Linked DNA regions of Homo sapiens: region 1 is linked to region 2. A link is a contact called in ENCODE Hi-C or POLR2A ChIA-PET data. All regions are on one chromosome and are shown on one strand. Each heading gives the region's core, a stretch centred on a gene start or an enhancer-like site at or near the end of the contact. The rest is flanking DNA. Distances are from core to core; before and after follow the strand shown. Region 1 holds the start of UBE3C (ubiquitin protein ligase E3C). Region 2 holds the start of LINC01003 (long intergenic non-protein coding RNA 1003).

Evidence for each region. Hi-C counts contacts between places; a loop is a spot of excess contacts on that map. ChIA-PET counts read pairs that join two places held with the same protein, here RNA polymerase II (POLR2A). Pooled maps may share reads with other maps.
Region 1: a pooled map shows a loop between it and region 2 (15-fold over the local background). The contact joins the promoter of UBE3C here to the promoter of LINC01003 in region 2. A Hi-C loop is called at or near these places in 6 of 50 pooled maps. POLR2A ChIA-PET finds 5 or more read pairs at or near these places in 2 of 52 experiments (WTC11 and activated T-cell).

Annotation. Positions count from the first base shown.
Region 1 is chr7:157,137,676-157,140,375 of GRCh38, reverse strand. UBE3C (ubiquitin protein ligase E3C) reads right to left here and starts at 1,450. Exons shown (of 23, transcript NM_014671.3): 1 at 1,038-1,450. The coding sequence starts at 1,103. RefSeq lists silencers at 819-888, 939-1,328, 1,609-1,958.
Region 2 is chr7:152,462,674-152,465,373 of GRCh38, reverse strand. LINC01003 (long intergenic non-protein coding RNA 1003) reads right to left here and starts at 1,250. Exons shown (of 1, transcript NR_027387.1): 1 at 1-1,250. RefSeq lists enhancers at 325-824, 825-1,326 and a silencer at 599-1,618.

The DNA of each region.
Region 1 (2,700 bases), core at 201-2,700, 4.7 Mb before region 2:
TTACCCAGGTTCCCTTCTAACCTCAGAAACCACCAAACACAGCCCCACAGCACAATCTTAATAACAGCAGTTCCTCCTTGGCCTGCCAGCACCCACTCTGCGTTATGTGCCTACCTGGTGGTTGTGATATACAGAATATACTGATAGACAAGAAAAACTAGGTGAAGCATTTTAAAGAACATTTCAGAAATGATGGGAAGGGGTGGGAAGGGAGGGGCGGGAACAAGACCACACAGTGTTCAACGACTTAGCGGTTCCAGTGAACCAACTGATGCCCGTCTTCAGGGACAGACAGCTAGAAATTCTAGACTAGAACAGAGGCGTCATGGTTTGCCTACCCTTATCCTAAACAATTACCATGCGAACAACTTAATGTCGATCACAACAGATGTAAGTCCGGAGTCTCTCCACAGTTTCCAGGAGGCTGGTGGCAAATAATTGCCCTCGTCTTGGATTCAAACACGTGGCTATTCATGAGACGTTCTGCCTCTACTTTAGAGATTATCGACATCAGCAAATGCGTGCCGTTCACCTTCTACAACCGAAAACGCCCTTCAGGTGGCATTCGAAAAGCAGCCACTCCCTGATGCCATGCGGGAGCGAGCATGGAAAGCGCATTTCTGAAAGGAAACACCCAGAAAGGGTAAGTTCACCTTGGGTGGCACAAAGCGTGCCAGGGTTCACCGGCCTCCTGCATGGAAGGGAGCCACGGCCAGCGCGCCCGGGTCCCGAAGCGCAGTGGACAGGCAAGGCCCCCACGGGCGCGGCCTCGAGTTCCAGCCAGGGAGGCCCCGAGTCCAGTCCTAAGCCCCAGCCAGAGTCCTGGCCCCAAGTCTCGGCTCCGAGTCCAACCCCGAGTCCCGGCCGGAGCGGCCCCGAGATCCGGCGAGGAAGCCCCGAGTCCCCGCCAGGGAGGCCCCGAATCCAGCCCCAAGTCTCGGCCCCGAGTCCAGCCCCGAGTCCAGCCCCGAGTCCCAGCCCCGAGCCCCGGCCGCGCAGGCCCCGAGCCGAGGGCGCCCCGCCAGCCCGGCCCTCACCTTCCTGCTCGCGCCGCCAAGGGACACCTTGGGCCGCGTCTTGAAGTCGCCTTCGAAGCTGAACATCCTGGCAGCCTAGCCCATGTGCGGGCAGCGCCGCCGCGGAAGCAGCCGGGCGGGCGGGGCACGGGGCGGGCTGGGAGGCTCTCGGCGCCCGCCCGCCCGGCCCGGGGCAGCGAGGACGCGGCGGCCGGGAGGCGACCCGAGCCCGCCCCCGGGCTGTACCCTCCCAGCCCTGCCCTGGGGCGGGAGGGGCGGCAATACTGGAGGGGCGGCCCTGCCTCGCCTGCCCCTCATCCACGCCGGCCACAGCTCGGGCCGCTGCAGGGGCGCCCAGCGGGCAGCAAACCCGGCGCTTGCACCTGGAACTGCCGCCTCGGGAGGGAAGATGGCGGTCAGCCGTCAGTGCGTGCGCGGCCCTGCAGACGTGCGCGGCCCTGCAGACGTGCGCGGCCCTGCAGACGTGCGCGGCCCTGCAGACGTGCGCGGCCCTGCAGACGTGCGCGGCCCTGCAGACGTGCGCGGCCCTGCAGACGTGCGCGCCTCCGCCATTGACGGCACGGCGCTCTTCCCGGCGGTTCCGCTAGCGTGCGCGGCCCCGCAAGGCGCGCTGGAGCCTGGGGAGGACGGCGGTGACGCGGGCTGGGCACGCGGCGGAGTGGGCGGGGCCTGGTGCGTGCTGGGGGAGCGCGGCGAGGGGCGCGGGAGGTGTTGGGTGCGGGGCAGGGTGCGGGAAAGGTGGAGTGCGAGGCACGGGCCGGGATGGGGTGCAGGGCAGGGTGCGGGGTGCAGGGTGGGGTGCAGGGGCCGGCACCCGGAGCGGGCTGGGAGCGGCCAATCTGGTGCCAGACTCGAGTGAGGCGGGAAAGGAGCAGCTAGGCCCAGCCCGTCTGTTTACATCCCACCTGTTCTATGTCTATGACACGCACAGACGGACGTAAATATTTACCATGTACACAGACATGCGCAGATTTGCCTCATACATAGCACACATATGCATCTATAGATACAGCATCAATACATATAAATATGTATCATGTACACATACCTGTGTATGCAAAAATATTTGCTCCTGGACTTACCATGGGGCTTTGTCCTGATAAACCCATCGTAAGATGAAAATATTGTAAGTTGAAAATGTATTTAATGCTACAATAAACCCATCACAAAGTCAAAAAATTGTAAGTTGAGCCATTTTAAGTTGGGGACCACCTATACATAAACATGTGTCTTATATCCACACATACGTATACATAATATCTCATATACATGTGCATATACATATATATCATACACGATTGAAACCAATTTCTAAAAATTGATTTTTGGTTGTATACAAGGTGTGCAACATGATGATTTCATAGAGACATTGTGAAATGACTACCCTCTTTGTGTGTGTGTGGTAAGAGTACATAAAATCTACTCTCTTAGCAAAATTTCAACACACAATACGATATCATCTACAGTCGTCCTGCGGCCGAGCACGGTCGCTCACGCCGGTAATCCCAGCACTCTGGGAGGCCAAGGCGGGCGGATCACCTGAAGTGAAAAGTTCGAGACCAGCCTGGCCAACATGGTGAAACCCCATCTCTAATAAAATACAAAACTTAGGCCGGTGTGGTGGTGCACGCCTGTAGTCCAAGCTACTCTGGAGGCTAAGGCA
Region 2 (2,700 bases), core at 1-2,500:
ATGTCTGAAAATGAAGTATTTTTATCTGTTCCGAAACGCCATAATATTGCAAAGAAGCATTTCAAATTATTGTTGTGTGAAATGTTCAAATTTAGCATTCAAATTTAGCGTTTTCCCACATTTTACCCTTCAATTTACACAATTTGGAAGAAGAGTAGATGAGTTGGTCATTGTTACTTAAAACAATGCGTCACCTTGTTAGGGAAAGAAATTAACATAATGGTCAAGGAGTGATAATTAAACAGAACATGACATTTGCTGTCCATTCAATGTTAAAGTTCTAAGCAAATTAGCATGGAGAAAAGGGATGGGTAGAAATAATAACAGAGCACTAGTTGATTAGTCCGCCTCCACATCCACGCTGCAGGCGTTGGACAGATCCGGCTTTACTGAGTCCACCATGCAGGGAAATGGACGCGCGGGCTAAGCGGAATCCCAGGGGCGCGATCGCACCGGCTGGCGTTCCAGCAAACCCTGCATCCCAGGCCCTGGATTCAGGCTGCCTTCTGAGTCTTTGACTTATTTTCCTTTGCCTGGAAACAGAACGCCGCGGTCCGTACCGGAGAGGGAGAAAGTGCAGGACGACCCGCCGGGAAGACCCGAGCGCGTGCGCCTTCCCCGCGGCTCCACGGGCACAAAACGGTGGCTCCGGAGCTCCTAGACCCAGGCAGCCCCAGCTGCGCGCGCGCCTCCCCCCGAGCGCGGCCGGGCTCCCGCGGGAAACAAGCGACCGCGGCACGCGTGGGCGCGGCGGGTGGGTGCCGGCGCCAGGTTCCTCCCGGCTCCCCACTGCGGATCCTCGCGGCTCCTCCCGGCTCCGCCCAGCGGCTCACCCCGCGGACGGGGATCCCTCCGCCCACCGCCGGCCCTTCCGCGCCAAGTAGTGCGACCCCGGCCCCCGCAGCTTCCGCCAACCCAGGCTCGCGAGGACGAGTCCACGGTCGCGGGCGAGAAGGAGCGACGCAGAGACGGCCGGGGGCGCGGGGCAGTCCCGAGGTTTTCCCCGCGAGGCCGCGGGGGGTCTCCCAGTGGCCAGGGAGAGAGCGCGCCCAGGTCCGCGGAACCACGGCTCCTGCCGCGGCGAGCGGGCCGGGAGTCTACGGTCGGGGCAGAGCCGCCCGGGAAGCCGCGCGAGGACGGCGGCCGGCGGCCGGCGGCGGAGGCAGGTGTCCCGAGGCCTGCCCCACCCCCACTACCGCGGGCAGGAAGAGGAAGGAGCCGCGGCCGTGCCTGGCGGGCGGGGGTGCCCGACCCGCGGAGCGCGTGACCTAGTTCGTCCCAAAGTGGATTTGACAGGTTGTCAGCTCCACTCCCCGCCCCCACCGCCTTCCGGGTCTCCCTCCTCTCGGGGGGAGGCCCACCGCCCGCGGTCCTCGGCTCGGCCTCCCATTGGCTCTCTCGCCGCCTGGCGCCCCGCCCTCTCGGTATCACCCTTCCATTGGCTTGGGACCCCGCCCCTGCCCCTAACTCACCCTCCCACTGGCTTCGTGCCGCCTGGCACCCCGCCTCAGCCCAGAGGACCCGGCCCGCCCTCCCATTGGCCTCGCACCGCCTAATTCCCCGCCCTCGCCCCGGCCCGCCCTCCCATTGGCGTCGTTTCGCCTAGTGCCCCGCCCTCGCCCCGGCCCGCCCTCCCATTGGCCTCGAGCCGCCTGGCGCCCCGCCCCTTCCGCGGGCCCCGCTCCCAGCGCAGCCCGGCTCTCTGCTTGTCTGCGGGTTCCTGCGGGCGTTCCTCAGTGTCTGCCTTCTTCCTTCCCTCTTGAGTGTTGCTCCTCTTCCTCTCCTTTTTTCCATGTCTCTCCTTTTTCTGATCTCCTCCCGTTTCGGCAGCCCGAGCGCTCTTGCCCGGTTGCACCCCGCAGCCTGAGCTGGGCTCCCGGTGCCGGCTGCCTGAGCTCCAGGACCTGCCCTGGGGCCCCCTACAACCTTCCCGCCGCTCCCGGAACCTGACCCCTCTGTGCTTCACTTCTCGGTTTTCTTCCCTGAAATAAGCAGCAGCGAATCCCTTCTCCAGGTTTTCTCATGTGTTCAGTCTGCAAGGCTTCTCCCTTTCTCCACCCTGCGCCTCGGTTTCTCCCCCGCTTCCCCGCCCTCCCTAAACTCAGCCAAGTGGAACAGATCTCCCAGCAAAACAAGGCAGAGGGCGAGGATAAAAATGATAAATGTCAATATCAACATTTTTATTGCTTTAGGTTTTTAAAACAGAAAATTAGCAGGAACGCCCAGATCGACCCAGACCTAGGATCAAGATGGAGTTTCTTAAAGTACCAAGTGAGACTGCAGTGACAAAGTCGATTATCCCAGCAATATAATCAGCTTTGCCTGGGGAATTTACTTTTACTTTGTTTTTATTTGTTTGTTTGCTTTGAGATGGAGTCTCGCTCTGTCGCCCAGGCTAGAGTGCAGTGGCGCGATCTCAGCTCACTGCAACCTCCGTCTCCTGGGTTCAAGCAATTCTCCTGCCTCAGCCTCCCAAATAGCTGGGAGTACAGGCGCCCACCACCATGCCCAGCTAATTTTTGCATTTTTAGTAGAGACGGGGTTTCTCCATGTTGGTCAGGCTGGTCTCGAATTCCTGACCTCAGGTGATCCGCCCGCTTCGACCTCCCAAAGTGCTGGGATTACAGGCGTGAGCCACTGCGCCCGGCCTACTTTTAGTTTATGCAGTATTCTGGCGATTTAAAGTTTGTATTTTTTTTT